Regions from separate parts of the Homo sapiens genome. Here region 1 is linked to region 2. Evidence: read pairs that join two places in POLR2A ChIA-PET (ENCODE). Cell type or tissue: Panc1. All regions are shown on one strand.

Region 1 (4,000 bases), 100 kb before region 2:
TATTTCTGTGTTTATCTCATACTCACACCTGTTCCTCAAGGCTAAGAACTTGTCTAAAATGCTGCATGTTCTCTTTATGTAAGTTTTAATGTTGAAGTAGTAGGATAGTATTCACCTATTTCTATTTGAAGGAAAACCCCAGAGAACATTTTATTTCCTTTGTTATGTTTCTCAAGGTTAAAAGGTTATATAGTAAGGTATAAGATAGTTTCATAGAAAATCAAGGAAATTTGTGGATCTTTAAGGCCATCAGTAATTGTATTTTATCTTATTTTATTTTTGAGACAGAGTCTCCCTCTGGCTTCCACGCTGGAGTGCAGTGGTGCAGTCTTGGCTCACTGCAATCTCCACCTCCCGGATTCAAGCGGTTCTCCTGTCTGAGCCTCCCGAATAACTAGGATTACAGGGGTGCACCACCATTCCCTGCTGATTTTTGTATTTTTAGTAGAGATGGGGTTTCACCATGTTGGCCAGGCTGATCTCGACTTCCTGGCCTCGAGTGATCCACTCGCCTTGGCCTCTCAAAGTGTTGGGATTACAGGCGTGAGCCACTACACTAGGCCTATTTTTACACATTATTTTATAATATAAATATATTTAATGTTACATATTATATAAATATAAATAAATATGTATTCATTATATGTGTCTTTTCAATTTGTTGAGACTTTTTGACAACCTTGAAACTGGTGTATTCATTTTCACTTTTAAGGCATTACAGGCATGAGCCACTGCACCCGGGCCTATTTTTACACATTGTGTTACAGGTGTATTTAATGTTACATATTATATAATTATAAATAAATATGTATTCATTATATATATCTTTTCAATTTATTCTTGTTGGCAACCTTGAAACTAGTGTATTCATTTTCACTTTTCTTTTTTTTTTTTTTGAGACGGAGTTGCTATGTCACCCAGGCTGGAGTGCAGTGCCGCTCTCAGCTCATTGTAACCTCTGCCTCCCAGGTTCAAGTGATTCTCCTGCCTCAGCCTCCTGAGTAGCTGGGATTACAGGTGCCCGCCACCACACCTGGCTAATTTTTGTATTTTTAATAGAAACGGGGTTTCACCATGTTGGCCAGGCTGGTCTCGAACCTGCCTCGGCCTCCCAAAGTGTTGGAATTACAGGCATGAGCCACCACCCAGCATCATTTTTCATTTTTTAAGTATGTTTATTGATTTTTTTTCCTTGGCATTTTGACATTGACAGTAAAGAAGAGATGTAAACAATGTTTTGGGGGCTTTGCCTATTCACCCATATTTGCATTCTGTATCTTAACAAAGATAGTGGTTCTCAGCCACTTTTTTGCCTTTCTACCCAAGGAATACAAAATACTTCCAACAGTAGTAGTGGCTTATTACCACAGAGATTCTCAACAAGACTGGTAGGGAAAGACAGGGAGAAATAATTGTAATTGGCAAAATACCATATGGACTTTGGTTATTTTTGTAATATATAGTATTTTTATCTATAATATTGACCATAAGTTTATAAATATATTCCCTAAATATTCTTTAGTTTGCTAGCAGAACCGAAACCTTTGTCATTCTAATTTTTTTAGCTTTGCTCCAATGTTATAGCTTTGGTTTTTCTAATTTTACTGTTCGGGCTAGTATGTTTGCTTGCATTTATTTATTTATTTATTTATTTATTTATTTATTTATTTATTTATTTTTTGAGACAGAGTCTCGCTCTGTTGCCCAGGCTGGAGTGCAGTGGCACGATCTTGGCTCACTGCAAGCTCCGCCTCCCAGGTTCATGCCATTCTCCTGCCTCAGCCTCCCAAGTAGCTGGGACTACAGGCACCCACCACCACGCCCGGCAAATTTTTTAATATTTTTAGTAGAGACGGGGTTTCACCGTGTTAGCTAGGATGGTCTCGATCTTCTGACCTTGTGATCCGCCCACCTCGGCCTCCCAAAGTGCTGGGATTACAGGCATGAGCCACTGCACCCAGCCTGCTTTTATTTATTAAACGTGTCGGAACAATTTTTTTATATATCAACTTGTTTTGCCATACTAACAAATAATTGTGTTCATTATTTTTGTTTTCTTCTAGTTTGTGCATATATATTGCAGTTTTTACAGAATTATATCAAATAAGTTTTATTTTACTTTTATAGCATTGTATTTTTCCATGTTGTATAACCTTTATGATATTTGATTGTTACTTGATAGTTGAAAAATAAGTATTAAATTTGTTCTAAATGCCTGACAGGAAAATAATAGTTTTCAGTTTATGCCTATTTTGACATTGAATTGAACATCTCTGTGCATTTTTTCTTTTATGAATTGTTTCTATAGGATACTAATCTCAAATGAATTACTAGTCAAAGGATATAAATGTTTCTACAGTTGCCAGATTTTTGCCTCCCCAAAGACTTGAGCGAGTTTACACTGTCAGCAGAGCATGAATGCGTTAGCTTTGCCATACTTTTGTGAACTTGGGAGTTATGATTAATGAAGCGTGATTACCTAATTGGGAATTATTTCTGGGAATAAGTTGTATTATTTAGCAGTTTTAAAATTATTTAGTTGGCCATATCATACTATAGTTATTTATCTACCAGTGATCTATGTGATGTGACAAATATTGTGTATTTCATATTTTCTGACATTTTACTGTCTTTGTTTCTTTTAAAGTTTACCAAAACTTTTGACAGACTGGTAACAATAATTCTTAGATTTCATGCAGTTTTATGTGGTTTGTACACTGAGTATTTTAATGCTAGTTTAAGAGTTAATTTCTGGGCTGGGCATGGTGGCTCATGCCTGTAATCCCACCATTTTGGGAGGCCTAGGCAGGTGGATCACCTGAGGTCAGGAGTTCGAGACCAGCCTGGCCAATGTGAGAAAACACCATCTCTACTAAAAATACAAAAATTAGCTGGGCATGATGGCGGGTGCCTGTAATCTCAGCTACTCGGGAGACTGAGGCAGGAGAATTGCTCGAACCTGGGAGGCAGAGGTTGCAGTGAGCCAAGATCACGCCAGTGCACTCTATCCTGGGCAACAGAGCGAGACGGTGTCTCAAAAAAAAAAAAAAAGAGTTACTTTCTGAACTATACATTTCATAGTTCTGTCTTATGAATGTGTCATTATGATTTATTAAGATTTATAATGACAAATTCATTTCCATGTAGGAAACACTTGGAATAAAGAAAGTGTATATGAGTATATGATAGCCAAATTGACTGAGTTTTGTCCCTGGCACATAGTTAAGTGTGTAATCAATATTTTAGGATAGTTATTAGAAGCCAGATTATCAGGGGTCTACCACTTACTGTGTTATCTTGAGTAAATTATATAACCTCTCTGCCTCAGTTTCCTTCTCTTTAAGGAGAATAATTTAACTCATAGTCTTGCTGTGAGCATTCATGTGATATATATACAATACTTAATACAGTGTCAAGAACTTAATGAGTACTCAGTTTGTGTTGTGGGAATTATTATTGAAGTTCATTCAGAAATAATCTAGCCTAGCCCTCCAGGCATGCTTGTGCTGTAGCTTGAAAGCAGTACAGCAACCATCTACTTGGTAGCTTTGGCAACAAAGTTATTTTTCCCTAAGAATTTATAATTTGTGGAGGAACATGCCACCTTAGAATTTTCGTAAATTCATTTGAGAGAATGTCTCATATTTTTTTGTTCCATATGTACCCCTTCTCAGACATTTTCTGTATCAAATTCCTTCAGTATAGCATATCCTTATTTTAAGATGATAAAATTATGATACTGTGATTTTCATAAAATCCAATTATCTTTGTATTTTTGAGACAAAGTCTTACTCTGTCATGCAGGTTGGAGTGCAGTGATGCGACTAAGTCTCACTGCGGCTTCCACCTCTGGGGCTCGAGAGATCTTCCCACCTAAGCCTCCCAAATAGCTGGGACCACACTCACATGCCACCACACTCAGCTAGTTTTTAAATTTTTGTAGAGATGGGGTCTTGCCGTTGCCCAGGCTGGTCTCAAACTCCCAGGCTCAAGCGATCCT
Region 2 (4,000 bases):
TGCCCTTGCTGTGGGGATAATCAGTGGAGATTTCTAGTCTGCCATCTTGCCCTGCCCCTACTCCCCAAATTTTTAATGTTATTTATTTAGCAGAATTTAAGATGGTAGCATTGTCTATTAGGAGTTTCTCATGAAGCAAATACATTATATGATGTTTATGAGGAAATGAGAAAATTTGTGAATGCCATTATCTTTTTTCTTTTGTGACAGAGTCTCACTCCTTTACCCAGGCTGGACATGATCTCAGCTCACTGCAACCTCCACCTCCCGGGTTCAAGCAATACTCCTGCCTTAGCCTCCTGAGTAGCTGGGATTACAGGCGTGCACCACCATACCTGGCTAATTTTTGTATTTTTAGTAGAGATGGGGTTTCACTATGTTGGCCAGGCTGGTCTCGAACTCCTGACCTCAAGTGATAAAATGCTGGGATTACAGGCTTGAACCACCACTCCCGGCCAATGCCATTATCTTAAACCAACTTTGCATTATCGTTAATACTGTATTACCTATTTTACTGAATGATTTTTTTCTACTAGTTTTTTATCTCTATGTAATTTAAACATGTGGCTAGTTCCTAGGTCCATTTTTAGGAGGTATGCTTATTAAAATTCATTTTCATAGTGTCTAATTAAATAACATCAATTTGAATAAAGTGAGTTAGATAATATAACTATTCTATTGTAATTAATTAGGACATTTAAAAAATAATTCAACAGATAAACATTGACTTCCTCCCATGGCTAAATTATTAGGGAAATACCTTCTACATTACATCTTAAATTATTCAGCTCAGGTGGTGGTTTCTGAGAGCACTTTCAACACCATGAGGTAATATGCTGAATCATAAACAACCACGTCAGCCGCCTACATTAACATACTGCAAACAAGACTCTTCAGATCTTTTTTATGGCATTTAAGTCCAATTCAAATAAAACTTCAATTCTTTATGGACTGGAGTATATCTGTGACAAAGAAACATCAGATAACATTTTAAAAAGAATGTATGCTACCATTGTTATTTTTATTACTATCTGTAGAAGCTTTTATACGTGCCCCAAAAGTAGCTATTTTTGAAAATGAGTTTGATCAATAATTTAAACACTTGCACAAAATATATTGGTATGCCTGTTATAAGTGCATAGGCATGTATAATTTAAAATCACTTACAATTTAAAAGTTTTAGCCTCTTTTTTAAGATTTTCCTCTTGCCAGGTGTGATGACTCACATATGTAATCCCAGCACTATGGTAGGCTAAGGTGGAAGGATGACTTGAGCCTAGGAGTTCAAGACTAGCCTGGGCAACATAGAACCTCTCTCTATAAAAAATAAAAAAAATAGCTGGGCATAGTGGCACATGCCTATTGTGCCAGCAACTCAGGAGGCTGAGATAGGAGGATTGCTTGACCCTGGGAGTTCAAGGCTACGGCAAGCTATGATCATACCACTGCACTCCAGTCTGGGTGACAGAGTGAGACCCTATGTAAGGTAATGGATGTGCTTAGGTCAAGGATAGGCTGAGGTAAACATCCTGTATGACTTAGCAGGATTGGAACGCAGGCGCACAATTCCATGTATAATGTAAACACAGCTATGTACATAACACGGGAAGGTCATCACTGGGCTTTACGCTACTATTGTCTGTAAAAGGTATAATTGCCCTGCTGACACTGTTCAGGCGCTCGTGCCCAGAGAAAGAGAGAGAAAGCCAGAGATGTCTGTCTTGCAGACTGGCAAGAGGGAGCCAGGACACAGCTCGGCTTGCTTACACCCAGAGGGAAAGAGTTAAGCTGGTGACCCTGAAGGCAGAGCGAGCAGGAGAGTGCAGCTGTGTGTGGGAGCGACAAGAACTGCAGAGTTAGAGCAAGCAACAGAGACAGACAGTGTAAGAGAGCTGCTGAATAAAGCTGTATTTCACCTACCTGTGGCTCCCCCCACTTCCTGCTGCTGAGTGTTCTCTCAGCTATCTCCCATTCATCCACCCACTCCCTTTGGACCTCAGCATGGGCTGGAACCTGGACTTGAACCTAACACCCTTTCTCTACAAAAAATTAAAATATAAAATTATAACCAAAACAGGTTAAAAAAAAGTTAGGTATAAAAAGGGGATTAATTCAGCACAGACTTAAAAGACAACTCTATAGGAATAATTTAATATTTGATAAAAAGATAATTTCTTAGAAAATGTCATTTATCCAAGATGACTCTGTAAAAGTTAGAAAACCAAATAGATCTGTAAACAATCAAGAAATGTAATTGGTGATTAAATATCAAAAAACAAAATGAGAGAGACAAGCATCTACTTCTAGAGGCTTTATAGGGAAGTTATTACAAAATCACTTAAAAATAATATATAACTTTACAGAGGATGGGCAGAAAAAAATCTCACCAACTCATTTTATGAGCTTAACACCTAAATCAGACTGAAACATTAACACCCAAACCAGACTATGACAGTTTGGTTATTTTTATTGTTCAGTGGTATTCCACTGTATGGTTATATCACAATATGTATATCCATTCACCCTTGATGAGTATTTAGATGGTAACTAGGTTTTTGATGGCAATGAATAAAGCTGCTATGAGCATTTGAGTAAAAGTTATTGCATGACCATGTTTTTCTGTCTTTTGGGTAAATACCTAGGATTGGGAATCTTAGATCCTATGGCAAGTGTATATTCATAAGAAACTGCCAAACTGTTTTCCAAAGTGTGTGTACCATTTTACATGCCCACCAGCAGTGTGTGAAAATTCTAGTTGTTAAAATTTGACTAAGGATTTTTGCATACATCAGCTCATGAGGGTTATTGCTATGTAGTTTTCTTATAAGGTAGGGGTATCAGGGTAATTCTGGCTTCATAAAATCAGTCAGGAAGTGTTTCCTCCTCTTTGGTTTTTGAGAAAGTTTATGAAGATTTTGCATTATTTCTTCCTTAAATGAGATTCAGGAAGTATTTCTTCCTTAAATGAGATCTCAGAAAATTGTTCTGTGTACTTCTTTCTCCAGCCTTGGGTAGAGTGCTATAGTGTCTCTAATTTACTTTCTAATTGACTTACATTCACAAATCAGTACTCAGCCAAAGAGTCAAGGAGTCTCTCCTGCAGATCTCTGGAGATCCCTCATCTCTAGTGCTAATATACATCACTTTCTGTTTTAGTTTTCTATTTCTGCTGTAGCAAATCACCACAATTTAGTGGATTAAAACAACACAAATTTATTATCTTACAGCCCTGGGGGTCAGATCCAAAATGGGCCTCACTGGACTAAAAGCAAGGTGGCAGCAAGTCTGTGTTCCTTCTGGAGGCTCTGGGGAAGAATCCATTTCCTTGGTTTCTCCAGTTTCTAGAGGCTGCCCACTCCCTTTGCTCATGGTCCCATTTCTCCTTCTTCAAAGCCAGCAGTGTAGCATCTTCAAATCTCCCTGCCCCTCTGCCTCTCTCTTCCATGTATAAAGACAGTGGTGGCTACATTGGCTCACATGGATAATCCAGGATACTCTTCCCTGTCCAGTAGCAAATTTAGGACAGCTGATAAGCAGACTTCATTCTACTTTCAACCTTATTTTTCACGTTGCCAGATAATATCATATTTACAGATTTGGGGGATTCGTATATGAACATCTTTGAGGGCCATTATTCTATCTACTTTACTTCCCCATGCTCTGCTGTGTTTCCCTAGCTCAGGAAACATGGCTCTGTGTTTCCCGGCCCAGTTGCTGCACCCTGGAAACACTGACCTTGAGGCTCGCTTTATGTTTCCCTTCTGTCAGGAGCCACAGCCCAGCAGTGCCTGTTGTCCAACATCTAAAAGACATTATTTTATATGTTTTGTCCAATTTGCTAGTTGTTTAAGGTGGGAGTATCAATCATGTTCCTCTTACTCCATATTTTCCCAAAGTGGAAGTCAACATACCATGTATTGGGTTGTATAAGAGAATCTCCTTATTCTTAGGATATTCATGATGAAATGTTTGGGTTAAAGTATTATTATGTCCCTAAATT

Evidence for each region. Peaks named below come from ENCODE experiments on the same cell type or tissue, not always from the same donor. Only the 100,000 strongest peaks of a DNase experiment are listed, where the experiment ranks them.
Region 1: POLR2A ChIA-PET joins it to region 2 with 5 read pairs; 2 of 35 experiments call an interaction of 5 or more read pairs at or near these places.

Annotation. Positions count from the first base shown.
Region 1 is chr2:175,160,815-175,164,814 of GRCh38, reverse strand. The region is part of intron 1 of ATF2 (activating transcription factor 2); the gene reads left to right. Among named protein-coding and RNA genes, the nearest start is that of MIR933, 4.9 kb to the left of the region's middle. In Panc1, no CTCF peak of the experiment used is centred here; no DNase peak of the experiment used is centred here.
Region 2 is chr2:175,060,765-175,064,764 of GRCh38, reverse strand. No RefSeq gene overlaps it. Among named protein-coding and RNA genes, the nearest start is that of CHN1, 57 kb to the right of the region's middle. In Panc1, no CTCF peak of the experiment used is centred here; DNase peaks (open chromatin) are centred at 834 and 1,574; H3K27ac peaks cover 390 bases.